2 separate regions of the Homo sapiens genome follow, and region 2 is linked to region 1. The links are chromatin contacts, found by Hi-C or POLR2A ChIA-PET in ENCODE. All regions are on one chromosome and are shown on one strand. Each heading gives the region's core, a stretch centred on a gene start or an enhancer-like site at or near the end of the contact. The rest is flanking DNA. Distances are from core to core; before and after follow the strand shown.

Evidence for each region. A loop is a pair of places that touch in the nucleus more often than their neighbours do. ChIA-PET counts read pairs that join two places held with the same protein, here RNA polymerase II (POLR2A). Pooled maps may share reads with other maps.
Region 2: a pooled map shows a loop between it and region 1 (2.5-fold over the local background). The contact joins two enhancer-like sites. A Hi-C loop is called at or near these places in 1 of 168 maps with a recorded cell type or tissue (natural killer cell) and 2 of 50 pooled maps. POLR2A ChIA-PET finds 5 or more read pairs at or near these places in 2 of 52 experiments (SK-N-SH and T-cell).

Annotation. Positions count from the first base shown.
Region 1 is chr9:131,745,238-131,752,281 of GRCh38, reverse strand. No RefSeq gene overlaps it. Among named protein-coding and RNA genes, the nearest start is that of RAPGEF1, 8.7 kb to the right of the region's middle. Within about 2 kb of position 4,786, at least 2 of the 41 ENCODE cell types and tissues checked have a DNase peak (open chromatin) inside an H3K27ac peak, as active enhancers do.
Region 2 is chr9:131,416,927-131,423,599 of GRCh38, reverse strand. All of the region lies in intron 1 of PRRC2B (proline rich coiled-coil 2B), which reads right to left. Among named protein-coding and RNA genes, the nearest start is that of PRRC2B, 26 kb to the right of the region's middle. RefSeq lists an enhancer at 6,215-6,264. Within about 2 kb of position 4,924, at least 18 of the 41 ENCODE cell types and tissues checked have a DNase peak (open chromatin) inside an H3K27ac peak, as active enhancers do.

The DNA of each region.
Region 1 (7,044 bases), core at 3,537-6,036:
ACCACTGGGTGACAGAGGGAGACCCTGCCTCTTCAAAAAAAACAAAGGGTTAAGATAGTAAATTTTACGTTATGTGTATTTTACCACAATGTAAATTTTTTTATTATTAAAAAAAGTAGTTGATTTTCAAAAGGATGCCTCAGCCAGGTGCAGTGGCTTACGCCTGTAATCCCAACACTCTGGGAGGCCTAGGTGGGTGGATCACAAGGTCAGGAGATTGAGACCATCCTGGCTAACATGGTGAAACCCCGTCTCTACTAAAAATACAAAAAATTAGCTGGGCGTGGTGGCAGGTGCCTGTAGTCTGAGCTACTCAGGAGGCTGAGGCAGGAGAATGGCATGAACCAGGGAGGTGGAGCGTGCAGTGAGCCGAGATCATGCCACTGCACTCCACTCCAGTCTGGGTGACAGAGCGAGATGCTGTCTCAAAAAAAAAAAAAAAAAAAGGACGCCTCATGCTGAGAACTGTGGGCCTAGCAGCTGCCACAGGGGGTGTGAGTGGGAGGGGAAGCCTGGGTTTCCAGGGATACTAGACCCCTGAAACACGGATGTCCAAGAAGATACTGTTTTGTTTTGTTTTGTTTTGTTTTGTTTTGTTTTGTTTCTGAGACAGAGTCTTGCTCTGTCACCCAGGCTGGAGTGCAGTGGCGTGATCAGCGCTTACTGCAGCCTTGACCTTCTGTGCTCACGAGACCCTCCTGCCTCAGCTTCCCAAGTAGCTAGGACCACAGGTATGTGCCACTACACTTGGCCAATTTTTAAACTTTGTTGTAGGACGAGATCTCTCCATGTTGCCCAGGTTGGTCTCAAACTGCCGGGCTGAAATGACCCTCCCACTTCAGCCTCCCAAAGTGCTGGGATTACATGGTGAGCCACACCACCCAGCCAGAAGGTACTTTTCTGCTAGCAAGCGCCTTGTCACTCAGCTTGCTAAAAAGACTCAAGATCTTCCTGATCCAAATAGCTCCTGCCCCCGATAAACAAAGAGTGGAGAATTTACGGATCTACTCAACATGTATTCACTCAGCACCTACTATGTACCAGGCCCTGTGCACAGATGTGCATAAGACAGACACTGTCCTTGTGTATCTTATGCTATGCTGGGGGAGATGCTCAACCCAAGAAATTCCAGGCCATGCTCAGTGGATCACGCCTGTAATCCCAGCACTTTGGGAAGCCAAGGCAGGGGGTAACCTGAGGTCAGGAGTTCGAGACACACCTGGCCAACATGGTGAAACCCCGCCTCTACTAAAAATACAAAAATTAGCCGGGCATGGTGGCGCACACCTGTGGTCCCAGCTACCCAAAAGCCCGAGGCAGGAGAATTGCTTGAACCGGGGAGGTAGAGGTTGCAGCGAGCCAAGATCACACCAATGCACTCTAGCCTGGGTGACAGAGTGAGACTCCGTCTCAAAAAAAAAAAAAAAAGAAATTCTAAAATTGACATATAACCAAAAAAGGACACACCTGGATGGTTCCATTATGTCACATTCTAAAAGATGCAAACTCATCTACAGTGACAGAAAACACCGCTGTGGTTGTCTGGGGCTGGTGGTGGAAGAAGGTTTAGGGACCCAGGGGCACAAGGAGACCCTTGGAGGAAAGAAAATGTTCTGCATCTTGACTGACAGCAGTGATTTCATGGGTGTAGACATCCGCCAAAACACATCACGTTGTATACTTTCAATGGATGCTGTTTATTGGGCATGAATTAGACTCTGCTTGATAAAATATTGTTTTGGTTGAGTGATGAGCTGAAGTGATAGGTTTCTCGTTCTTTCTTTTTTCCTCCAATGCTGCTCCTTCTGCATGACATGATAGGTTTCTCAAAGGTTACCTTTAAAGTGAGCCCTACAGGAGGGACCATCGGGACAATGATGGAAGATGGGAAGGTGATGGGGGTGGGCCCAGCACAGAGAGCTCCACTGGTTAAGCATGACCAGGAGGAAGAGCGTGAGCCTCGTGAGGTTGGTGGGAGAGAGGAGACTGAAGACCACCATAGGACTGGGCTCTGTGCTGTGAAGATGGGGAGTATCTGAAAGCTTGTTTTCCCCCCCAAGATGGACTCTCTGTCACCCAGGCTGGAGTGCAGTGGTGCGATCTCAGCTCACTACAACCTCTGCCTCCCAGGTTCAAGCAATTCTCCTGCCTCAGCCTTCCGAGTAGCTGGGATTACAGGTGCATACCACCACACCAGGCTAATTTTTTTTATTTTTAGTAGAGATGGGATTTCACCGTATTGGTCAGGCTGGTCTTGAACTCCTGACCTTATGAACCACCCGCCTTGGCCTCCCAAAGTGCTGGGATTACAGGCGGGAGCCACCGCGCCTGGCCCTGAAGGCATTTTAACCTGGAGAGTGATACCACTGTCGGTTTAGCATGAAGACCCCTCTGGCCACAATTTGGAGAAGAAATTGTGAGAAGAAAGGAGGTGGAGCCCCATTAGGAGTGACTCAGGCAGAAGATCACGAGGCCTGACACCCAAGGAGAGTGGAGGTGGGGCTGGAGGGCAGACCAATGGCTCGAGGTGTTGGTGACAGTGGATCCCAAGCCCAGGCTTCTGAATTGAGTAACCTGTGGAAAGAGGTGACATTTCCTGAGAGAAAACCCTGGAGGAGAACCCCTCCTGGGTTTGAACGATTCTTGTGCCTCGGACTCCCAAGTAGCTGGGACTACAGGCATGAGACACCACACCTGGCTAATTTTTATATTAAATATTTTTAGTAGAGATGGGGTTTCGTCATGTTGGCTAAGCTGGTCTCGAACTCCTGACCTGAAGTGATCTGCCTGCCTCAGCCTCCCAAAGTGCTGGGACTACAGGAGTAAGCCACCACCCCCAGCCCCAAAAAAACTTTTTAAAAAATTAACTGGGTGCGGCAGCACACACCTGTGGTCACAGCTACTCCGGAGGCTGAGATGGGAGGATCGCTTGGGCCCAGGAGTTTAATATAAGTATCCATCAAGAAGAGAATGAGAGGCTGGACGCAGTGGCTCATGCCTGTAATCCCAGCACTTTGGGAGGCCAAGCCAGGCAGATCACTTGAGGTCAGGAGTTTGAGACCAGCCCGGCCAACACAGTGAAACCCCATCTCTACTAAAAATACAAAAATTAGCTGAGCGTGGTGGTGCACGCCTGTAATCCCAACTACTGGGGAGGCTGAGGCAAGAGAACTGCTTGAACCTGGGAGGCAGAGATTGCAGTGAGCTGAGATCACATCCCTGTACTCCAGCCTGGGCGATAGAGTGAGACTTAGTCTCAAAAAAAAAAAAAAAAGCAGAGAATGATCAAATACATTTTTATACATTCATACACTTGAATGACTTAAAATATCCAATAGGCTTATACTTGCTAGCATGAAAGATGTTCAATATATTAATATACTTAATGAAAAATGCAAGTCTTAGATTGCATTGGACAGGATAGGTGAACTGCTATAACAAATCCAGTAAAGCTACATTTCTTTCTGATGTCACAGCCCAAAGTAGGTCCACTGGGAGGGGGCGGCTCTACCCCAGACAGTCATTCAGGGACCTAGGCTCCTTCTATCTCCACACATCATCAAAGCTGAAAGAGAAAGGAAAATGTCAACCATCAGGTGCTGGAGAAATTTATGAGTGGGGCACGGAAGTGGCAATCATTATTTCACCCTCATCTATTGTTCAGAGCACCTGGCCACACCTAACTGGGAGACGAGTCCAGCTGTGTGCCCCAAAAATAGATTTGGTGAGCATTTAGCCAGCCTCTGTCTTGCTAACTGATGTGTACCATTTAAACTCATTCATACAAAACACCATAAATGTGTGCATGGGGCTGGGCACAGCGGCTGACACCTGTAATCCCAGCAGTTTGGAAGGCGGAGGAAAGAAGATCACCTTGAGCCCAGGAGTTTGAGACCAGCCTAGGCAACATAGTGAGACCCCCTCCCTACAAAAAATTAAAAAATCAGCCAGGCATGGTGGCGCACACCTGTAGTCCCACCTACTCAAGAGGCTGAGGTAGGAGGATCGCTTGAGCCTAGAAGGTCAAGGCTGCGGTGAGCCAAGATCACACCACTGCACTCCAGCCTGGGAGACAGAGTAAGACCCTGTCTCAAAGAAAAAAAAAAGCGTACATGGATATATTTTTAATAGAGAAAAATCTGGAAAGATGTACATTAAACTGTTAACTCTTATGAGTGAAAGTGGGACTTCCAGTTTTTATTTTATATATGTGTTTGATTTTATTTTTAATTTTATTTTTAATTTTTATTTTTATTTATTTTTATTTTATTTATTTATTTATTTATTTATTTATTTTGAGACAAAGTCTTGCTCTGTTGCCCAGGCTGGAGTGCAGTGGCGTGATCTCGGCTCACTGCAAGCTCCGCCTGCCAGGTTCACGCCATTCTCCTGCCTCAGCCTCCCAAGTAGCTGGGACTACAGGCGCCTGCCACCACGCCCGGCTAATTTTTTGTATTTTTAGTAGAGATGGGGTTTCACCATGTTAGCCAGGATGGTCTCAATCTCCTGACCTCGTGATCCGCCCGCCTCGGCCTCCCAAAGTGCTGGGATTACAGACATGAGCCACCGCACCCGGCCTGATTTTATTTTTTAAAAAATGAGCACATATTTCCTGTGAGATTTAACAATTTAAAGAATTGTAAAATGATAGTACATTGCTCTTTAGATTTTAAGCAAATGGAGTTTAGAATTCTAGATGTTCACTAGGGGGCAGAAGAGATGTGTGTGTGTGCGTGCGCTTGCTGTTTGCTTGTCACTGTTTACCAGATTACTGGCACAATTTCCCCATTCATCAGGTCATCTGTAAGGTTTACAGACTTGTTTAAGGAAATGACAGCACCCAGGCCTCTCACACTAGTAGACATCAGCTGTGGGCCCAATAATCTCATATTTTCACCAATTTTTGATTACTGTGGTAAAATACACGTTACATAAAATTTGCCATCTGAGTCTTTTTTTTTTTGGTAGAGATGGGATCCCACTATATTGCCCAGGCTGGTCTCGAACTCCTGGGCTCAAAGGATCCTCTTGCCTCAGCCTCCTAAGTAGCTGGGACTACAAGTATGCCATGCCCAGGTTACCTTAGTCTTTTTTTTTTTTTTTTTTTTTTTTTTTTTTTTTTTTTTTTTTTTTGAGACAGAGTCTCGCTCTGTCACCCAGGCTGGAGTGCAGTGGCACGATCTCGGCTCACTGCAAGCTCCGCCTCCCAGGTTCACGCCAGTCTCCTGCCTCAGCCTCCCGAGTAGCTGGGACTACAGGCGCCCGCCACTGCGCCCGGCTAATTTTTTGTATTTTTAGTAGAGACGGGGTTTCACCATGTTAGCCAGAATGGTCTCAATCTCCTGACCTCGTGATCCACCTGCCTCGGCCTCCCAAAGTGCTGGGATTACAGGCATGAGCCACCACGCCCGGCCCACCTTAGTCATTTTTAAGGGTATAGTTATGTAGTATTAAGTGCACTCATGTTGTGCAATCATTACCACCATCCATCTCTAGAACTCTTCATATCTTGTAAGATTGAAAGTCTGTACCTATTAACCAGTCACTCACCATACTCCCATACCCCCAGCCTTGGACAACTACCATATTACTTTCTGTCTCTATGAATTTGACTATTCCATTTTAACCTGATCCTCAAGGCTGTGTGGTTGCCTTATGGGTCATTATCAAAAATGTGTCTGTTTCATACCAGCCTTTGAGTACACAGAGATCTAGAGGTCTTCTAATTGGCCTGAATCCCTACTTGTGAGAAAAAAGGCCAAAACTACCATGAAGCTGATCTGCTGCCTGTTCTGCTGGAGTCAGCCTGAAAGATCCCACATTTAGATAGTGGAGTGATGACCCAGACATCTGTCCTGGCCTTTCTAAGGATCTCTGTGGACATCTCTTCAATATCAAGGACATGGACACCAGAACAGGATTCAGCTGTATGGAGGCCCAAGGCATGGGGGAATGTGGGAGCCTCATATTCTCCGTAACAAATAATGAGCAAAATCTCCATAAAAACATAACATCGTCTGGGCACGGTGGCTCACGCCTGTAATCCCAGCACCCTGGAAGGCCGAGGTGGGTGGATCCCCTGAGGTCAGGAGTTCGAGACCAGCCTGGCCAACATGGTGAAACCCCGTCTCTACTAAAAATACAAAAATTAGCCTGGCATAGTGGCACACCTGTAATCTCAGCTACTTGGAAGGCTGAGGCAGGAGAATCACTTGAACCCGGGAGGTGGAGATTGCAGTGAGTCGAGATTGCACCACTGCACTCCAGGCTGGGCGACAGAGTTAGACTTTGTCTCAAACAAACAAACAAACAAATAAACAAACAAAAAAATGACATAACTGACCCTATTTAAAGTCACTGAAATATTTGCCTTCTCTATTTGGACTTGCCTGATGCTCCAAATTGAAATGAATACCTGCACACTCAGAAAGCATGTTAGGCACCCCCGGCTGGAACATTCCTCACAGCTGGTTTCCTGGAAGAGCTGGTTGAGACTTGAAAGCTCTGCCCCCAAACACCCCTGAAGCTCTTGGAGACCAGCATGTAGATCTTATTTATCTTTGTTTTTCTCATAAGGCCCAGTACTCTAAAGATATACAATCTATGTGGATTGAATTGAACTGAACCCAAGATCAAGCATATATGTAAAACACTGTGGGGAGGAGGTATAAAGAGAAGTTTGAGTAGAGAATTTGTAGCACCATGGTTAAAACACGAGCTCCGAGCGGGCTGACCTGTGTGAGTTCCAGCCCCACCACTTACTAGAAATGTGTCTTCGTGTCTCCCACTAAGCCACATGGAGTTAATACAAGCCATAGAGGATGCAGGGTACACCTATGCTAAGCCCTCCTTTGCTGAGAACTGGACCCACAAGTGTAGCCTCTAGCAGTTGTGTTTGTACCATGTAACCCTGTTGTGAGCCCGATTCTGTCACTGTTCGGGGCGCCACTATGTAACCCGCACCGACCTAGGGCGACTGAACAAAGGGGGCGAACACGGAAATAAAAGGCAAGAGACAAAAGAGTATATTTGGAAGAAGGGGTC
Region 2 (6,673 bases), core at 3,675-6,174, 330 kb after region 1:
CACTGGACACAACTCCAAAATAAACCAGAATCATTCGGATTTCCTCCCGTTGCAGGGATCTCCACTGACCGGCTGAGTGCGAGGCTGGCCCCGCCCACAAGCATCTGGCCCCACTGCTTGCCAGCTGCTTTTCACAAACATCAGGCCAGGGCGCTGTTAGCAGGGCTTTACCAGGCTTCAAATACCTGCCGAGTTTCCATCCATCAACACACATGCATACCCCAAGCTAAACTAGCCTATCCGGAGGCAGGGAGAAAGCACCGGTGAGCATCCAAGTGTGAAGCAGGAAGCCGGCTGAGGCAAGAGAACAGCTCTCCAGCGGGTCTGAGGCATTTCCATCCAGCTCTGACTCACCCCTAGGTCTGTGGGACTAGACCCGGCATAGACGCACCAAGTCCTCGCAGGTTAGCATAAGTCAAACCTGGCTTATGGCCACGGCTTTACCTCACCTTCTCTCCCTTCTGTAGGCAACAGAATTCGTTTTCTCTCCAACAGAATCTGACTTGGAACCTCAGTATGACATATGAAGCAGACACAACCCAATGATGCCTGCTGGAAAGAAGTCCAGCCTATGTGCCCCCTTGCTGTAAGCCCTCCTTTCCCACAGAAGCCACTCAGAGACACTGCCACGGGGAGCTAGAGCATTCTGAAACTTGCCAGCCTAAAAGAAAATATTGCCATTAGGCAGATGAAAAAGGGGCCTAAAACCCATATGAAGATAGATTTGGGAACAAATCAATGGAGAAAAGAACATTGAAAAAGAATCCAGGTTGCATATTTTGGCACATAATCTAAAGAAGTGCTCCCAGGCTGTGCTGGAACAAAAACAACCAGAAAGATTCGCCAACAACGGCAACTTCACATCCAAGCCCCGCCTCTCCAGACAGTGCCCGCCTGTCCAACAGGTTCCTGCTATCTGTCCACCAGAGGGAACATCTCTGCCCTGTAATTAATTTATCAAAAGCCATTTCCGGGTAACAGGATTAATTTCACTCCACACTTGAGTGCCAGCCAGTGTCAGATGCCTGACCAGGGCACTGGGATGACCTGTCATTCACCAGGAACCACTACGGCTCCGCATTCAGGGGAGATCAGTGGCCACCAGCACTTCAAGGGCCAGGCACCCTGCTAAGCCCTCATGTGCTCTACTCCCCTTCATAACAGCACTTTCTGGAAGATACTACTGCCTGTTTGACAGAGAAGGACATTAAGGTTCAGTCAATCAGGATAGAAAAGTAACACACCCGGCAGGATGCGGGTGACTCACGCCTGTAATCCCAGTGCTTTGGGAGGCCAAGGTGGGTGGATCACAAGGTCAAGAGATCGAGACCATGCTGGCCAACATGGTGAAACCCCGTCTCTACTAAAAATACAAAATTTAGCTGGGCATGGTGGCGCGCGCCTGTAATCCCAGCTATTCGGGAGGCTGAGGCAGGAGAATCGCTTGAACCCGGGAGGCAGAGGTTGCAGTGAGCCAAGATCATGCCACTGCACTCCAGCCTGGGAACAGAGTGAGACACCCATCTTAAAATAAAATAAAAAAATAAAAAAAAGAAAGAAAGAAAAGAAAAGTAACGCACCCAAGGTCACAAGGCTGCCGAGTGCAGGGCCAGGCTTGGAGCCCAGGCTGCACTGGACGCCACCAGGCTGCAGACTGAATGCCCCACGACCTGGAATCTGCTTTCCCAGTGGGAGTACCGGTGCAGACACGAAAGGCGGCACAATGGGTTCTGATATAAGTCAGCCCAGGCTCAACAGCTGCTTTCTGGCCAACTGTACAGATGATGATCCTGGACAGCTTCAAAAACAAGCATTTTATTTACGCCATGCCACCAACAGCCAGATTCTCACCCAAGGCAAATCCAGTCACTTCACTCTTCACATGTGGGCACCTAGAGATTTCATGGCTCTTTCCTCCACTCACAATAGTGACAAAGGCCCAAGGCCCGACCTCAGGGGGACACAATGAGTGCTGCAACGTGCCCTGGCCGTGAGGCTGGGGGCAGTGAGAGAGAAAGGTGGAATGTCTCTTTATAGAACGAACGGAAAGATCCCACTGCTAGACAAAACATACCAAAAATCATGATTCCACAGGCATGGAAATTGATAGCAGGCTGGATAAACGCTTCAGGAAGTAACAATGTGGGCCAGAAAAGGACGTGGCCACTGGACAGTTTACTTGTTAAGTCTCAGCCAAGAACCATCACCACGAAATCCAGGGACAAGATGAAAGAAGTCTATCTTTCCCCAACACACCAATCAATGTCTGGCAAAAAAACCTTTAACGTAAGTAAGGCGACCTCACCTACTTCAAATACTCAAACGTTTACTGACCAATGTGTGTGCCAGACCCTGTGTCACTTGGTGCTGGGGACATGGAGACAGGAGACTCCACCCTGCACTCCTGCAGCAGGAGAGATCTGCAAAGTTTGTCTGTAAAGGGCCAGACAGTAAATGTACTCAGCTTTGCTGGCCACACAGAGCTCTCTGCTGCAATTGCTCAACTCTGCCTGAGGCTGTCGTCGTAGCATGGAAGTAGCCCCAGACAATACATAAAAGAGAATAGCCATATTTACAAAAACAGGAGGTGGGCTGCAATCGGGGTTGCAGTTTGCTGCCTTCTGGTTCAGAGGGTAAAGTATGGACATGAATACATTGCAAGATGATGATGAACTTGTGTGCATATCAGGGTGGGGGAACCAGGTGGGTTTGAGGGGACACTTCTGCTGCCTCACTCGATGACAGCCTAACCCAACCCCCACCACACCTCCAGCTTGCAGAGGCTCCCTACGTGGCACTGTCAGAAAAGCAAGGGTAGGCCAGGTGTGGCGGTTCACACCTGTAATCCTAGCACTTTGGGAGGCTGAGGTGCACCTGAGGTCAGGAGTTCGGAACCAGCCTGGCCAACATGGCGACACCCTGACTCTACTGAAAATACAAAAATTAGCTGGGCGTGGTAGTGCATGCCTGTAATCCCAGCTACTCAGGAGGCTGAGACAGGACTCACTTGAACCCAAGAGGTGGAGGTTGCAGTGAGCCGAGATCATGCACTGCACTCCAGCCTGGGCGACAGAGGGAGCCTCCATCTCAAAAAAAAAAAAAAAAAGAAAGAAAGAAAGAAAGAAAGAAAGAAAGAAAGAAAGAAAAAGAAAAAGAAAAAGAAAAAAGAAAAGCAGAGGTGGCTTTCAAAGAGCCCTAAAGCGCCCACATTTCTGTTCCCTAAGAGCGAGGCACTGGCTCATCTGGAAAGCTGAAGGCTGGGCTCAGCTATAGCACAATCCAGGCATTCTACCTGCAGAAGCCCAAATGGGTGAGGTCCCTGCAGAACACTGCACAAACTCTCCAAGAATAAACAGCCTGAAAATAAGGTTTGAGGAAACCACAGAGTGGGGAAAGTGGGGTTCCTGGTAACCCAGTGTTCCTTATGGGAGACATGAGCCATCCCCAGAAGACCACGCACCCCAAGGAGACAGCATATATAGGAAGCAACAAATTTAAAATAAGAGGAAAGGAAAAACAAAGAAGCATTGAGGCGTATGGTGAGGACACAAGAAGCACTCCCCACCCCCAGTGGAGAACTGGGGGGTTCTCCAGCACTTAGTTGCAAGCCCCTTGCCGGAACCACATGGTCAGCTGGGTCCCCTCCACCAGAGCCACGGCTCACACAGCAACACAGACCACGGGGAGCACCTGCTCACACACCTTCCACATCACCCCCCACCGCGCCAGGGTCAAGTCCAGACCCCCCCGGCCCAACATGCTGGCCCCACGCCGCCACCCAGCCTTCTCCCCACACCACCCCCGGCAGTCTCAAATCTGAAACACTGGGTTTGCATCTCGCCTCCACTCCACACTGTGACTTGAGGTCTATTTCCTCGTGGATTAAGATGAACATACCATGTTAATCTCCCACCTCCCAGGTCTGCTGTAAGGAATAAACAAGAGAACAAAGACCCCCGCACTTGACCCAGCACTTGTCCTCAGCAGGCACTCGACCAATGGCGGCTGTCACCTCACCGTGGTTCTGCTCTTGTTCTCTCTCCAGCCCACCCAATTATCAGCTTTTGACAGTGCTCATCTCTCCAGACTCCTATGCAGCCAGGGAAGCCTCCGTTCCCCAGCAGGGCTGCTCTGGGTGGTGCTGGGTAGACCAGGCACCTGTGCTTCTACCTCCTCCTGTGCACTGGGGACCCGTCCCCACGTTGGTGTGTCACAGTTTAAGTGTCACAGTTTAAGGGTGCTGGTACAGAGAGCAGACCTTCAAACACCATGAGGACAAACTCCCAGGTGTTTAGGATCTGCTAGTGGACCCCTTTAATTCTCAGGAAGACAGAGATGCAGGGAGATTCTCAGAAAACCCTCTTGAGATAAACACTCTACTGTGACTAATTTAAACCACACTAAACTGCCCCAGTTTCAAGGCTTCCCACTTTGGGGCAATAAACGTAGCTATTTACTGCAGTCACCCTCTGATGTTACAATAGATGGCCTTATGGAAGTGGATAATCCCAGTACTGCTCATTTATTTCTCCATCACATTTTTAGTAACAAAAGAAATATACGCTTGATACAGAAAAACTGTAAATCTTAAAAAAAATTACAGAAAAGTATCATCCCTAAACCAGCTCCCAGATTAGATCCCTGGATCTCTCTTCACCAGCATGAGCCACTTAAATTCCAGGTGCTGTCACGCTGCAATACTAATCATCTGCCTCGCCCGTGTTCTACTGTGTTTTGACTTCCCATTTCAAAAGAATTCAGCAGTAAGGGTCATAAAACACTGTGTATTAATTCCAAACAGATTTGCTATTTGTTTTTTAAAACTATGAAGATAATTTTAAAGAAAACTCAGGATGGCAGAAAGGCTGAGCTGAGCACACACACACCGAGGAGGAAGGCCACGTCCCAGCCAGCTGCAGCTGTCCCTGGCTTGCCCGGCAGTGCCATTGTTTACACCCAAAGCCTTTCCCCTGTAGGAATGATGTCACCTGGAGCAAGCTGGAATCTGGGCACAAAAGAAGAAGACAAATCAGGCTGGCCTGTCTCTGGCAGCAAGTGACTTCCTTCAGCCCAGGAGAAAGCATTCCTCCCCACCTTCCTAAACCCTATGTCCTCACAGAGACTCACAGAAAAAAACACAGGGGGGTAAAAAAAACCAAGATTGGTTCTATCATCCCCCAAATAATAACCAACGCTGAATCTAAACTCCCACCTAACCTCTAGGTAAACACTCTCTGGGGCAAACACTCCCTATAGAGGATGAACCCCCTTTGCAGGCAGTAGCTCTCTCTCTACACACAAGTTTCCAGAAGGAAGAGGGGGCCAGGGGCCAAATGTCACCTCCTGCACTTACTGTTTTCTCAGTGACAAAGTGGAGACAGACAGCTGCTTTAGAAGGAAGAGATGATGATCCCCAGGTGTGCCACCAGCACCCTGATGCAATGCTCCTTGGCACAGAGGAGTTCAGCAGATAGTGGTGGTGACACCATCACCCCCTGCAGCTGGCTGAACTCTCTGCCTCCGGGGCTTTGGACTCCCTTTCTCAAGGCGTCTGGAGGGAAGGACAGAGAAGTTCACCCTCCATATGTGTAAGAAGGTTGTGCCAATGACCAGACATCAAAACCAGCCTTACCTCTGGGCCTCACCATGCTCTGTAGCGACCACAGCAAATGGCAGTTCTTGAGGTTCTGACACAAAAAGAGAGTCATGCTCGATCATGGGGAAAAGGCAGTCGAGTGGTGCTCGGACAAAAATACTCCCACACCCGTGTACATAAAGAGGGCTGTGCACGCATCTCCACGCACACACATCCCACAGATGGCCCTTAATTCAATTCCATCCAACTCACAGACACACTATTTAGAATACAGGGGGCTTCTGGTTAAACATGGCAGAAAGACTGAGGGCTTGTACAGCTCATCCTTCCAACCCCCGAAAATGAAAACAGCGAAGAACCCAAACAACAGGGACAGTTTTGGCAAGGAGGGGGCAAAAGTATGAACAGATTTCACAGACTGAAAGATGCCACAACATGAGGACTGCAGAGGGGAAAACCTCCCTTCACCCAGGATATCAGAAGGCTCAGGAGGTCGTAGGAGGTGGCAGGCACCTTGCATGAAAGGGGAAGGTGGGAACTCAGATGTGGGGGGACTGGCTGAAGGCTGCAAGTGCAACAGCTAGACACCTACGGCCCCTTCCCTCCCCCACTGGATACATTAAACAAGAGAAGTCTAGACTTGAGAACACCAGGGTCAGAGGGGGAAGGGGTGGGGAAAGGAGACCCCCCAAAAAAGTGAAGAGAGAACCTGAGTGGCAAACCTCAGAAGCTTCAGGCCCCCCACTTCTGCTGCTCCTCACAGGAGGGCAGCAGACAAACACCACACCACCCTCCACTCCTCAGGCAAAGACAAGGGAGTCTTCTCTTGAAAAACCAGCCCCAGAGAAAGAAAACCTATATACACCAACATGGGATTCAAGAAATGAAAAGGCCAGCCTCCCATCCAGGCACCCACTCTGAAGAGTCCATGCAGTTTCCAATCAGCTGTGTGCCCGAGACCACAGGTATCTGAGAGATGACCAACTAAAAGACAGACACCAAATAAATAGACAAAATAACAGAGGAAACAGACAGTGCCAGAGATCAAAGATTAAAAATATGTATTATAAAATTAAT